Regions from separate parts of the Mus musculus genome. Here regions 1 and 2 are each linked to region 3. A link is a loop called in an ENCODE intact Hi-C map of the cell type or tissue named here. Cell type or tissue: heart. All regions are shown on one strand. Each heading gives the region's core, and the rest is flanking DNA. Links, peaks and the distances in the headings are about the cores only.

The links. Hi-C counts contacts between places; a loop is a spot of excess contacts. Peaks named below come from ENCODE experiments on the same cell type or tissue, not always from the same donor. Only the 100,000 strongest peaks of a DNase experiment are listed, where the experiment ranks them.
Region 1: a loop joins it to region 3, with 2.9 times the contacts of the local background. A loop is called at or near these places in 5 of 42 quality-filtered maps.
Region 2: it touches region 3 in a loop (2.2-fold over the local background); 5 of 42 quality-filtered maps call a loop at or near these places.

What each region holds. Positions count from the first base shown.
Region 1 is chr19:40,243,312-40,247,991 of GRCm38, forward strand. Pdlim1 (PDZ and LIM domain 1 (elfin)) reads right to left here. Exons shown (of 7, transcript NM_016861.4): 4 at 95-288. Among named protein-coding and RNA genes, the nearest start is that of Gm41845, 26 kb to the right of the region's middle. In heart, for the core only: a CTCF peak has its summit at 2,350 (motif pointing left); no DNase peak of the experiment used is centred there; H3K27ac peaks cover 498 bases.
Region 2 is chr19:40,229,857-40,234,536 of GRCm38, forward strand. It overlaps Pdlim1 (PDZ and LIM domain 1 (elfin)), which reads right to left. Exons shown (of 7, transcript NM_016861.4): 5 at 651-802. Among named protein-coding and RNA genes, the nearest start is that of Gm41845, 39 kb to the right of the region's middle. In heart, for the core only: a CTCF peak has its summit at 2,140 (motif pointing left); no DNase peak of the experiment used is centred there.
Region 3 is chr19:40,546,514-40,551,193 of GRCm38, forward strand. It overlaps Aldh18a1 (aldehyde dehydrogenase 18 family, member A1), which reads right to left. Exons shown (of 19, transcript NM_019698.2): 19 at 3,744-4,680. The coding sequence ends at 4,635. Among named protein-coding and RNA genes, the nearest start is that of Sorbs1, 35 kb to the left of the region's middle. In heart, for the core only: a CTCF peak has its summit at 2,564; no DNase peak of the experiment used is centred there; H3K27ac peaks cover 1,102 bases.

The DNA.
Region 1 (4,680 bases), core at 1,176-3,675, 300 kb before region 3:
CCCACCCCCAGGCTTAGTAGTTCACCTTGCTAGAAAAAACTAAAGGAAAGAGTCTCCCTTTCCCAGAACCTGGAGACCTCAGGGCTCTACTTACGGCCTGCTGTTCGCCTCCTCCCCACTGGCTGAGGTCTTCGACTCCACAGCATTGTTGAAGTTAGAGATGTTTTCGGATGAGTAGAGGCCAGTTGGGCTGTTGTACTGGTTTGTGATGACCCGGGTGCTGGGAGCAGGTGAGGCAGTAAATGGCATGGCACTTCGGTTGTGGGCACTTCCTATGTGCAGGACTTCCTGAAGACAGGGAGCAGAGGAGACGTCAAGGAGCTGTGGATCCTAAACCCCTTATCCTGTACAGTACAGGGAGGACTTCCAGCTAAGCTACAGCAGCCCTGGCTCAAATCTAAACTTCACCTTGCTTCGAGCAGAGGGGCTCAGACAAAGGCAAGGAGACTGTGATCAATACGTGGTAAAGAATCCACAGATGTAGGACTGCAATCCCACATACTCTCTCAATCAGCTCCATCTCTGGCCCTCCCCTGAGACCCAGCAGAGCTGATGTTGGGTACCTCTAGGGAGGATAACATGTCATGCCTTGGGCTACCAGTACCCAAGTCAGAGCTGATTAGGAAAAAGTAGAGAGAGGTAGCCTAGACTACCACGGAGCTCTCCAGGTCAAAAGGTAAAGATAAACTCCCCAGACACGAGTAGGTTAGATCAGCAAGGAAAGAAGGTAAGAAGAGGAGCAGCTGCTGACTACATGTCTCAGTAGTTGGAAAAGGCAGCTGAGGCGCTGAAGGCCTACCATTCCCTGTGGTAAAACACAAGATGGAAGATTCTGGAAGACAGGTCCAAACCAGATCCTATGGGCGAAGGAGGTTGAGTTTCTGAGTCCTTATTCCCTGCTCCACCTCCAGAAATCTGGTGAACAATTACAGCTACAACCTCTCTAGGCATCTGTATAAACATGCCAAAACCAAAACACCTTTTATTTATTTTATTTTATTTTATTTTATTTTATTTTATTTTATTTTATTTTATTTTTTGAGAGAGGGATTCTCTCTGTAGCCCTAGCTGTTCTGAAACTCACTCTCTAGACCAGGCTGGGCCCAACTCAGAGATTTGCCTGCCTCCTGATTGCTGGGTTGAAAGATGTGTGTCACACAGCCTCGTTATAGTTTTTAAACTAACATTCCTTTTTTTAAAAAAAATGAGCCCTGGGTACTTCCTCTAGCTCCTTCATTAGGGACCCTGTGCTCTGTCTAATAGATGACTGTGAGCATCCACTTTTGTATTTGCCAGGCACTGGTAGAGCCTCACAGGAGACAGCTATATCAGGCTCCTGTCAGCAGGCTCTTGTTGGCATCTGCCTAGTGTCTGGGTTTGGTGGTTGTTTATAGGAGAGATCACCAAGTGGGGCAGTCTCTGGATGGTCATTCCTTCAGGCTCTGCTCCAAACTTTGTGGAGCATGTGTCCATATTACCAGTTGGAACATCTTCTGGGTATATGCCCAGGAGAGGTATTGCTGGATCCTCCGGTAGTACTATGTCTAGTTTTCTGAGGAACCGCCAAACTGATTTCCAGAGTGGTTGTACCAGCTTGCAATCCCACCAGCAATGGAGGAGGGTTCCTCTTTCTCCACATCCTCGCCAGCATCTGCTGTCACCTGAATTTTTGATCTTAGCCATTCTGACTGGTGTGAGATGGAATCTCAGGGTTGTTTTGATTTGGATTTCCCTGATGATTAAGGATGCTGAACATTTTTTCAGGTGCTTCTCAGCCATTTGGTATTCCTCAGTTGAGAATTCTTTGTTTAGTTTTATGCCCCATTTTTTAATAGGGTTATTTGATTTTCTGGAGTCCAACATCTTGAGTTCTTTATATATATTAGATATTAATCCCCATAGGAAGAACATCAATATGAACTAACCAAGCACCCCCAGAGCTCCTTGGAACTATACCACCAACCAAAGAAAACACATAGTGGAACTTGTGGCTCTAGCTATATATGTAGCAGAGGATGGCCTAGTCGGTCATCAATGGGAAGAGAGGCCCTTGGTCCTGTGAAGGCTCTATGCCCCAGTATAGGGGAATGCCAGGACCAGGAACAGGAGTGGGTGGGCTGGGGAGCAGGGAGAGTGGGGAGGGGATAGGGGATTTTCAGAAGGGAAATTAGGAAAGGGGATTCAAAATGTAAATAAAGAAAATATCTAAAAAAATTTTTTTTAATTTTAAAAATAGGTTTGCTAGTGAGATGATTCATCGGTTAAGAGCACTGACTGTTCTTCTGAAGGTCCTGAGTTCAAATCCCAGCAACCACATGGTGGCTCACAACCATCATCATGAGATCTGACACCCTCTGATGCCCTCTTCTGGTGTGTCTGAGGGTGTCTACAGTGTACTTACATATAATAATATATAATTTTTTTTTAATTTTTAAAAGAACTTTAAAAAAAAATGATCCCAGGTTATCTGATGACTCAGTTAGAAGGTTCTCCCAGCACCAGTGCTCAAAATCAACTCCAACTTCTAGTGCCGCAAGCTGTGTAGCCTTCTAAGCTCAACATGTTTTCTGAGTTCCCAAGAAAATTCTTCTAAACCTTGCTTTCTTTCTTAAACATCCAAATGATCAAAAATCAATATTCTGATTCTTCTATCATTCTTTTTCTGCTCTTTTAAAAAATGAAATTTAAGTGTTTAATTGGAAGGCATTATGAATGAGAACTGTTTAATTCAGTACGAAACTAATTTAAAGTAAAAGGCAGATAAACACATTTTTATGGTTAGGATTTCTTTCTTTCTTTCTTTCTTTCCTTCTTTCCTTTTTTTTTTTTTTTTTTTTTTTGAGACAGGGTTTCTCTGTATATCCCTGGCTGTCCTAGAACTCACTTTGTAGACCAGGCTGACCTCTGCCTCCCACGTGCTGGGATTAAAGCCGTGCACCACCACGCCCAGCTTAGGATTTCTTTTTTATTACTCTGGTAAATGTCTTTTTTTGAGTCAGAATCAGTGAGGTTTAGTTGACTTTGTCCATGTCTGCACAAATAATAAAATAATAAAAAACAAAATAATAAAAAATAATAAAATAATAAAAAAATAATAAAAAGAGGCTTGTGTTCTTGTTTGTTTGTTTGTTTGTTTTGAGACAGGGTCTCTCTATGAACCCCTGGCTGTCCTGGAACTCACTATGTAGACCAGGCTGGCTTCAAATTCACAGAGATCCACCTGTTTCTGCCACCAAGCCTGGCTACAAACAATCTCAAAAGAGGATCTTAAAGAAAAGAATGGTCATAAGGAATGATTAAGTCATTTTATGTGCACTGATTCAAAGGAATCGTAAAACCACTGAGTCCTGTCTGTGAAAGGCAGCAGCTGACTTACAGATTAGAGGCCAGGAGCTCCCATCACCACCATGGGCAGTCACAGGACAGCACCCAGCATGCACCCTTCTGTGTCCACAGCCGTTCTGGGAGCAGCGCAGGATGCTTAGTCTTTAGCCTTGCCTCCAATTTTCCCTGACACTTTGGCCATGAACATGTTATGCCTCTCTGAGCCCACTTCTCTAAGCTTCTTCAGAAGGACATGGTGTGACACGTCTGTGCACCAAGCACAGGGCAGAACAGGGCAGGGCCTCACTAGGGTCCATCTCCTCTTCCCGAAGAAACAAAAAGAGTTCCAATCAGAAGCCCATGGGAGCCATGTCATACATTCTTACAATGTATGTATGTATGTATGTATGTATGTATGTATGTATGTACGTACTTACTGCCCACAGTATAGATCAGAGGACAATTTAGGAGAATCCATTCTCACCTTCCATCACGTAGGCCCCAGGGATCAAACTCAGGTCCTCAGGGCAGGCCTGGCAGCAAAAGCCAACTCCTCAACCCACCCCTCCCCTCCCCACCCCCCCCCCCACCCTTGTTTTCTTTTGTGGGAATAGTAGAGTTTTTCCTTCCGGTGGTTTTTTTCTTTTTTCTTTTTTAATTCTTGATTCTTGCTTTATAAAGCATCTATCAAGAATGCATCTGGTTTGTACATAAAAGAAATATTTCTACCCCCATGCGGATTCTAGTCTTTCCAGAAGGCAGGCGGATTTAGGGCTTGCCTTTTGGAAGGGATGATGTCATTGTTTGGGTTTTGTATTTACTGGTCTCCAAGGAAACTCAATAATGAGGAAATACAAACTAGGTATGTAACTATGTTGACCTCAGATAAGCTGGGGTGTTGGTTGGCTTTATGTGAACGAGCGAGCAGCTCTTTACAATATCTGTGAACTCTGCCCTCACTATTTGCCCTCTAGCTCAGAAGTCTCAGAAATGGAAAATCTGGGGAAAGGGGAGGCGGGAAGATATTTGTATGAATAAAGAATGATGAGAAAAATACAGTCAAGCTACCCTTTAAAGGAGTCTGAATAATGTATTTTTAATCTGAAAACAATCTTCAAAATATCAGCACTGAAGAAAAAGTATAACCAAGACATAGATGGTTGGCCCAGGTAAAAAGTGATCATTTTGGACCAAGTTAAGCCAAAATTATTCCTCATTGTTATAAATCTATGTGGAAACTTAGCACATCAAAATTTAACACATACAGTAACTTTAATCAATGACTAGACTACCAGGAAAACTAAAACTAACTCTGGCATACTTTAAACTTGCTTATACAACTGCCAGTTTGCAGAG
Region 2 (4,680 bases), core at 1,176-3,675, 320 kb before region 3:
AGCCCTTTTTAAAAATTCAAACCTGTGAAGAAGACTGAGCAACTAGGACTGGCCAGATGGTCCCGTGGTTAAAAGTAGTTGCTGCTCTTGCAGAGGACTTGGGTTCAGTTCCCAGCACCCACACAATGACTAGTAATCACTCATAACTACAGCTCTCTTCTGGTCTTTGCAGATACGGTGTACATACAGTAAACAGATATACACACAGGTAAAGCAACCATATGTGTAAAATAAAAGTAAATATTTTTAAGACTGAGCCAGAAAATATAATCCAGAGGGGCGCTCTTGTCCCTTCCCCTACTACCAACACTCCCACCCACCTGCAGCCCAGTTAGCCCTCACCCCAAGCATTGGAAGTGGAACCCAGGGCTTTATGCATATTACATAGTTCTACTCTAAGCGTTCTACAAGCGATCTGTACCTGAGCCCTCTTTCTCCCTCCTCTCCTCTTTTCAATAAATGATTCACATTTTTAAAAAGTCAATGCCAAGCCAGAAGTGGTAGTGTGTGCTCATGTAACCTCAGGCTCTGGGGAAGATGGCAAGCTCTAGGCTGCACAGGAAGACCCAGCCTTTCACAGCAAGCCTTTCTCTAGTGTGGTGCTCATCCGTGCTCCAGCAGAGACAGACTCTCTCCACAGGGCCCCTTACCTTTCCCATCTGACTCCAGGATCTCCTGCAGAACCAGGAAGGATGTGGACTGTTTGGGGGGCTCGTTTAATTCTTGCTTCTCCTGAAGCATCTTGTAAACTTCAGAGTCCTTGTCAATGATAAGGCTGCCGGAGGGATGAGGCTGAACCACGCTAAAAAGAACATTTGGAAAGCCATCAGGACAACGGTGAAAAGTTAGTCCCAAAACTTCACCAGGTACTTCCTTTCAAGCAAGCACATACTACTTGAAAGAATGGACAGTGATTATCCCATGTCTCCAACTCCCCTGACAATGTTGCAGTGGGTCCTGGTAAGCAAAGCTGGCTGCTACTTTAATACAGTAAGAGGCTATTTTCCCAAATAGTCTCGTAATTCAATTACGTTGTGGCTTACTCCCACAGATGGGGACTTCTTTCCCTCTTTTAAAATTACATAGTCAACATTATGTCAAGAGAAAAATTTGAAGAGGAAAAATGTCAACCGCAACCCAGCCACTAAAACTCAGCTGAGTCCCCTTGCAGGGGGGTGGCACATGCATTCCTCGCATGAGCAGAAACCTCATCTTTTCATTCCTGATGTCAAAGTGCTTCTCACGCTGCCGGACGCTCCTCGTCCTTCAGAATGGAACTCTCCGGCCTCTGTGCCTCTAGCTGGAGGCAGCAGCCTTGGCCTGCCCCACTCACAGGGATTGTAGAGAGAAGGAAAAGTTCACAGGCTTTACTAAGTGAAGGCTCAGACCCTGGGGGCCAGGCAAGCCAGACCATGCCTCCCACTCCTTCCTCCCTTACTTTGCATGCCCAAGACAAGCTGAGGCAGGCACTACTATGATGCTGGGCCTTTTTTTTTTTTTCACTAAGCCACAGCTTACGCTGCCTGGCCACACTGGCCACAGAGAAATGGTAGAAGGGAGGTAGCCCTTCAATGGCAGACTGTCCTTATCCAGACTCCTCTCAAATTCCCAGCTCCCCTGCACGATTACGCCACACCACGGTACACCAGCAAGACCCACCAGCTGTGTAAGCCTGCCTCTCTGCTGCCTTGCGACAGAGGTCAGAGGCGGATTTCCAAGGAATTAGGAATTTCACACTGTGGCTCAACGCAACCTCCTCATCTGACCTAGAACCAAATATTTAGCTTTTATAAACAAAACGCAAGTGTATTCAAGTTCAACACCTTTGGAATAAATGTTCATTTCATAAAGGCCTTTGAAGATTAAGGCCTTTTCTCAGAACAGCTCTCCAGCTATGACTGGACCAGCCAGCCTCATTCTAGGCAAAGTTCTTACTGATCCTTCTACCTGTGCTGTGACCCCCATGTATTTCCAGAGAACCCTGCTACACACAGGGTGTATTCCTTGGAGAGGATTTACTGACCCTGACTTACAACAGTACCACACATACCTGTCCTCTACCCTCTAACTCACCCTCCTCCCGCATACTCTACCTGGATTTTTTTTTTTAATTTTTGGCTCCCCCTAGAGGTAAACAAACATATTGCCTTGCTCTCTGTAAGTGCCCAGGTCTGTCTCAGGACGTAGCCCAGACTCAGATCCAGCACCAGGTAAGTTAGTAAGCATCAATGCCACTCCCTCCTTGCTATGATCGCCATGATCCTGTGAGCTCACCCTGAAGCAATGCAGGGCTGTGGAGGACCCACCTTCTCAACCCACACATGCTCTTTCTTCTCATTTGCATAACTTGTTTAGAAGCTACCTGAAAGACATACTGTGCCCAGAAGGAGCAAGCACAAAGATCAGATGAACTACCAGTGGCGGTTACTATCATTGCGTGTAGATAGATATGTACAAACACAAACGCACAAGCTGAAGTTGCTGAGCTATGAACTCTCACCCTCCACACCACTGAGAGCAAAGGAATTACAGCCATTGAATCTATTCACTCATTTCCTACCCACCATTGTGCAATTGGTTCATGGTCCATTTTGAAGAGAAAAAGTATGTTTTCTATGGTAATTTCCTCTAAGTTACTACCCCTTTCCTGTTCATCTCTCCCTCGCTGTCCTTTTTCCTCTCCTCTGAGACAAGCGGTAGGGAAGACAGGACAGCCTGCTGGAAAATTTATATACTCGGGCTCCAAGCGAAAGACTCAAACACAGGAATAAAGCCCCAGGTAGGTTTCCCTTGGACTCCAAACATATTCTGATAACAAAGAAAACAAGGTCCACAAAGGGTGACATAGGCTCTGCTACTACTGGATAAGGCTGGTGCTGGCTGCACCTGCCACCTTTGATTTGCAATGGCTGGATAGAAGCAGCCACCCTTGTGTAACCTGCCCATGGCAGCTGGTCTCTATCTACCCTTATCTGTCTCCCTTCCCTTGCAGCAAAACATGGGGCAGGTTGAATGGCCACCTGGTGGAGTCAAACCAGAGTCTTCTACCATCTCAATTCCATCCTTTTTGATACTTGAGTTTTGGGCTTGGAACCTCACCATAATAAGCACATTACATTATTCTTTCTTAATCTTTTTCCTATTGCTCTTAGGACTATTTTAAAATCCAGATCAGGCCATGGAATGTTTGGAGGATGAATTTTTTTCTCTTATTTGTTATATGTTATGTCTGGAAGCCACCAAGGGAACACTAAAAATAACAGAACTAAACCACAAGGACATCATACATTCTTCCAGCAAACAGGCTTGGGAATAATGAAAGAAAGAAAAGAAAGGGAGGGGGGAGAAGGAAAAGAGAGTGAGAGGGGAGAGACAGAGGGGAGGAAGAAAGGGGAGGGAAGGAAGGGAGGGAGGGAGGGAGGGAGGGAGGGAGGGAAGGAGGGAGGGAGGGAGGGAAGAAGAACAATTTACCATTTATTTTCAAATAATATGACAGCATTTTTTATATGCTGTGACTTTTATGAAGTATTCTCAATATGCATTACCCTAACCAAAACACAGTCAACCTAATTCAAAAAACAACACAAGACTCTAAAATCCTAAGACTTAGACATTAGGCTGTAAGATATTAACGCAATATCTGAAAAAGTAATTGGGATAAAAGCATGCATAAGAAATGGAGCAAAAAGATTCCTATTTGTGTATATAAAAAGGCCTGCACTCTCAGGACTCTGGAGGCTCAAGAGTTCATGGTTAGCCTGGGCTACATAATAAAGGTGCATACTTCAGAGAGATCAACTTACTCTACCTATTCTCTTCCCTGGAACAAAGTGAAGCAAGTATTTCCTGACTTACTTAGTGAAGTAAATATTATACTAATATAAAATAAGGTGACAGTGTTTAAAAAGAAAGCAATAGGTGATATCCCTCATAAAGATGTAAATTTCATAGCAAATAAAATTCAGCAATATATAAAACGAATTACATGTCACAGACAAGTCTTCAAGATGCTATAGACATTATCGGCAGATTTGCAAAAATTCTTTTGAATACACAGTGAATTCCAGGACAGCCTGGTCTATGTAGCAAGACTTTACTTCAATATAACTAAAACTAAAAATAACTAAACAGTCAGAAAAATAGAACTGGAGAGAACGTCCCTAGCTCGCTACAGTGCATCTACAGAACCCATGGCATTGTCTAATAGGGAGAAGTGACATGCCACGGTCTCATCCTCTGGCCTCTACTGCTCCCCACAGTGCTGTAAACTATAGCCACTGCACTATGGGGGGAAAGGGAAACAAATAACAAATAAGGGGCAGGAGAGATGTCTCAGTGGTTAAGAGCACGGACTGCTCTTCCGAAGGTCCTAAGTTCAAATCCCAGCAACCACATGGTGGCTCACAACCATCCATAATGAGATCTGATGCCCTCTTCTGGTGTATCTGAAGACAGTTACAGTGTAATAAATAAATATAATAAATAAATAAATCTTTGGGCTGGAGCAAGCAGGGCCAAGCAAACAGGAAAAAATGAAAAAAAAAAAAAAAGGTCAAAGAAGACCACGTGAGAATCACTTACACAACATGATTGACACATCGAAAATTACACAGAATCTATTTTTTAAAATCTAGAAGTAATAGATAAACTCAGGCAAAAACACAACAAAATAAACATAAA
Region 3 (4,680 bases), core at 1,213-3,712:
GGGGGTGGTAACTTAGGCAGAGGCCAGAGTTCCAGGAGCATGAGGGAACACCTACCATGTCATGTAGGTGAATTATGACCATCGGGGTTCAGACCTCAGCTCAACTGGATACCAGCCTGCAATTCTCCATACCTCCGGGCTTCTTCAGTTATATAAACAACTATTTTTCTTTATACTAGTTTGAGTTGCACTTCTTGTTACTTGTACATGGAAATACAAGTGCAAGAGGCTTTTGTTATAACAGAGCACAAAAATCTTACCCCCAAATAAAACAATATCTATCCATCTTAGAGTTATTATTATTGTTGTGATGAGACATCATGACCAAAAGCAAGCTGGGCGAGAAAGGGTTTATTTGGCTTACACTTCCACATCATAGTCTATCACTGAAAGAAGTCAGGGCAGGAACTCAAATGAGGAAGAAATTTAGAGGCAGGAACTGATGTAGAGGCTACAGAGGGATGCTGCATATTGGCTTAATCCTCATGGCTTGCTCAACCTGCTTTCTTACAGACCTGAGTACCACAAGTCCAGGATGGCACCACACATGGTGGGCTGGGCCCTCCCCCATCAATCACTAATTAAGAAAAGGTTCTTAACAGGGTTGCCTGCAGTCCAATCTTATGGAGGCATTTTCGCAATTGAGGCTCCCTACTCTCTGATGGCTCTAGCTTGGGTCAAATTAACAGCAAATTATCCAGCACACAAACTTAGGGGCATCAGAGTAATAATGACAACAAACAGCATCTCATAGTTATATATATATATATATATATATATATATATATATATATGGGGGGGGTTGATTAACAGTTAAAATTTTCAGATGACTAAAACTATACCGAAACTTTGTGTTTTCTCGGGGATGTAAATTCTGCATTTGTTTTACTTTTGTTATTATTTGAGGCGATGACATTTGCACATGCATGTGAGAAAGTTATAGGATAACTGGTAGGAATCAGTCCTCCTCTTCCACTGTGGTTATAGGGATTAGGCTTGCGTGGCTAGCTCTTGGATGCTGAGCCCCCACCCCCCTCTATTCAGTACCACACTGTATCAATCATGTGTAGTATCTGGAAACCTTGTTTCTCACTTTGTTGCCACACTCTCTCCCCTTCAGCCCTCCCAGGATCACCTCCTCTCTTTCAGGCAACAGGCAACAGGCAATATTCCTCTCCCTTTCTCTCAGATTCAAACTAAGATCTCTGTTGCTTCATGCCCTTCTCAGTGATAGCTCCCCACACTGCCCCGGTGCTTAAATGTCTATTCAGACTCTGTGCTCTGTACCTCAGTGTTTACAGAGTGGACCAGTGTGGTCTTCTGGGGGAGCAGCTGCAGACAGGATAGGAAAATCTGGCTCTTGAATGTAGCATCATCAGTAGCAAGACACTTCTGGAGTTTGGGAACAGCATCAAGCTCACGAGGAATGACAGCACAGAACGTGGTCACCTCTCCCTCACAATGCAGTGCCTCTACCTTACCAACTATGTAGCAGGCATAACAACAGTCCCAAGAACAAACAGGCTAAATTTCTTGCTTAGGCCATGCAGTTTCCTAGTGGCAGAGCAGAGACTTGAACCCAGGTATATCATCCAGTCTTCCAATATGAAAAATAAAAAGCCAGTTCAGACTAGTTTAAACCAAAAAACTGAATTGCTGAGTTGAATCTAGGAGCGGACTAGATATGGAGAGAGGGCTCAGTAGTTAAGAGTACTGACTGCTCTTGCGAAGGTCCTGAGTTCAATTCCCAGCAATCACATGGTGGCTCACAAACATCTGTAATGAGATCTGATGCTCTCTTCTGGGGTGTCTGATGACAGCTACAGTGTACTTACATCTCCTTCAGACACAGGTTGGATGGAGCTGGGCTCACTACACAGCCTCTGGCTTCTCCTCTGCTGGATGACCTCCACAAACTCTTCCTACACAGTAGCAGACTGGATACAATCAGCTTTAATCTCCTTGAAATAGACTTTATGGCCCCAGGAGACTAGAGCTTACTTTTCCTAATAACTGCCTAAATATTCTACCAACATGCTATTTGGTCAAATTTAAACCACATGCCCAGCAGTGCTTGGATTACTGAGGCCTGAATCACGTGAGCATCGATTGCAGAATGATGCGGGAGCAGTATCCCGCTTTGAATCACACCAACTGACAAGACAAGGGAGAGACAGATTCATAAAATAAGAGAAGAAGGGCAGCCAAACCGCTTTCCATCCTGTGCTGGTCAACTATCTAATAAGCAATCTCCGAATGGGGGTATGTCCCATAGTGATGCCTTGGGCTGTTAATCACAGAAAATCTACAACCAAGTACAACTACCGTTTGAATAAGACCATGAACTCATGTGCCAGGGACTCTTTCTTTGGCCCCCTTGTGGGAACCGGGAGAGTCAGGGTTGGTTGGTTCTGTGGCATGTATTGTTTAGGAGCTGATGGTGGGAGGCAAGGACCACAGGAGTAGCTTCAGAGTAAGAAGTTCCTCTCCACAGGACAGCCCAGTAAACACTGGGCCACCCACGTAGAGCCACTTTCAAGTCTTTGATTGCCTCCTAGTGCCCTGTAGGTGTTTCTTCACTTTGAGTGGAGAAAGGGAGGGTGCTGGTGGCCTCACCTCTGTGGAAATTGACAGGGCTACGGTTTCTGAATAGGGGCAAAGAGCCCTGTTGGCTGTTCAACCTGCCCTTTCCAGAACATACCCTATCTCTGTCCCATGCTGTAAAAACAAGGCTCTAGGAGATACCAACACCACTGTTAGGGCATACTTTCTTGAAACCTATATATAGCCTTCTGCCCTAAATCAACAGTCACTGCTCTCCAGACTCGCTGGTTTCATTCTTGCCCTGCACCTTGGTTGCATTAACCTGCAGCCTGTAAGCCATACCACCAGTCAATCCCAGAACCCACCTTCCCCAGAGCCCACATGGCAGCCTGTGTTCACAGTGAGCTCCCAAAGGGATCTGCTATTTCAGACTCCTGGGGTATCTGTTGTCTGGTGGGAGCTGCCTGTGGAATCTGTGTTGTCTTTTCAGCTGGATCTTGCTTATTCCCTTTTCAGGCAAGCTATGTCAGAATTCCCCCTTCACCGGGCAAGGCAGGCTGGGTGCCTTGCCAGGCCAGACCATGTAAGGGTCTAGATGAGAGGTAGAGCTGGAGCCAGTCTGGGAACATGATCCACACGACACAGTAATTCTTATGCCTATAAAACCACGCTGAGGATCAGAAGCAGCCTGTCAGTGAACACTTGCTTCTTTTTGGAGGCCTCCAAGAAATAAAAAGTCTTTGAAATGCAGACTGCAGGGTTGTGAAGACTAAGAATAGGGGCTAAAGGAAAGGGATTGAGGGGATTAGAAGTGTTTAGAGACACTTGGCAGGTCAGGAGAGTGAATTGAGTTATAGCCACAGTGAACCAAAGATGTGGGCTGGTGACATGGTGGAGCAGATGCTGGGGAGGACGTGACAGAAACAAATATGTTCATGTCTTGCACAGCCCCAAATCATCATATAAGCAGACTACAAACTCTTGGTGCCCACTGTTCTGTTTTCTTTTCCTCTCAAGACCGGAGTCCCTCCCTGGAAGGTTTCCCTTCGCCATTTCCATTGAAACTGCTCCCCCATGACCGTTCCCACCCACCAAGCCAACTTCCAGGAACATGCTGAGAGCAGGGCAGGAAGGGTCACCAGGGAGGGAGAGTGGAGATGACGGCAAGGACAAATAAGGGAGAAAACGAACTGTGCACATGGGCTTTTATAAGAATTTTATTTCTCAAAAAGGGGGGGGGGGAGAATCTAAAGTATTAAAATAATCTCTAGTCTTTGTCCTGGAGGTCGAGAATAGGATGTCAAAATAATTTGTATAAAAAGGTCAAGCATGATTGTAGATCTTCCTCCCACTTGTAGGAACATCCTGAAATTCATCCCTCCAGCGTGATGCTCAGATTCCAACTACTTTGAAGGTACCATGTGTCCCCAGGCCGGAGACAGACTGCAGATGTCTAGGATGTGCGCCCATAACTTCACAGACACACCAAGGTCATCTCCCCAGTGGATACAGTCAGTCTGTCTCAGTCACCGTTTCCAATGAAAATGTTAAAGGTTTTAAGGAGTTAGCCCTCCTTAAGACGAGCTTTCGTAAAAGAAATGAAATTACATGTCGAGAGGCTGAGAATGGCTGGGCTGGTCCCAGTCAAAACGCCAAGAGACTTTACCTCACTGAGGCGTTCCGGCAGCCAGGACTTTCCATTGTCTCTGATGGTAGATGCGTCCCTTAGGGTCTACCTCTGATGTGAACAGACTGGGAAAAGCCAAGCCTCTCTGTCTCCAACAGCGATTCTCTTCCTAGGACTGGACTGCAGGGCCAGGGAGACAGCCTGGCAGTGGAGCATTTGCCTACCATGTGCAAGGCCCTAGATTCAACCCCAGTTACGGAGACAGACACACCCAAGAAGGCCAAAATGGAGTGTGAACATTAGCTAAGGTTGGAAACGCTGAGGAGAGCCAGAAGCATAGGTGAACTGTCCAGAAGACAGACCCTTCCAAGAAGTGAGGGACGAGATCAGGTTCTCTCTGGAGATCCTGGAGTAGCCTCCATGTGCCAGACGGCGCACAACGGTCCCGACTGCCTGGCACCTCTCAGCTGAAATTTCTCTGGGGAACAGGGAGATTCTCGTGAAGATAC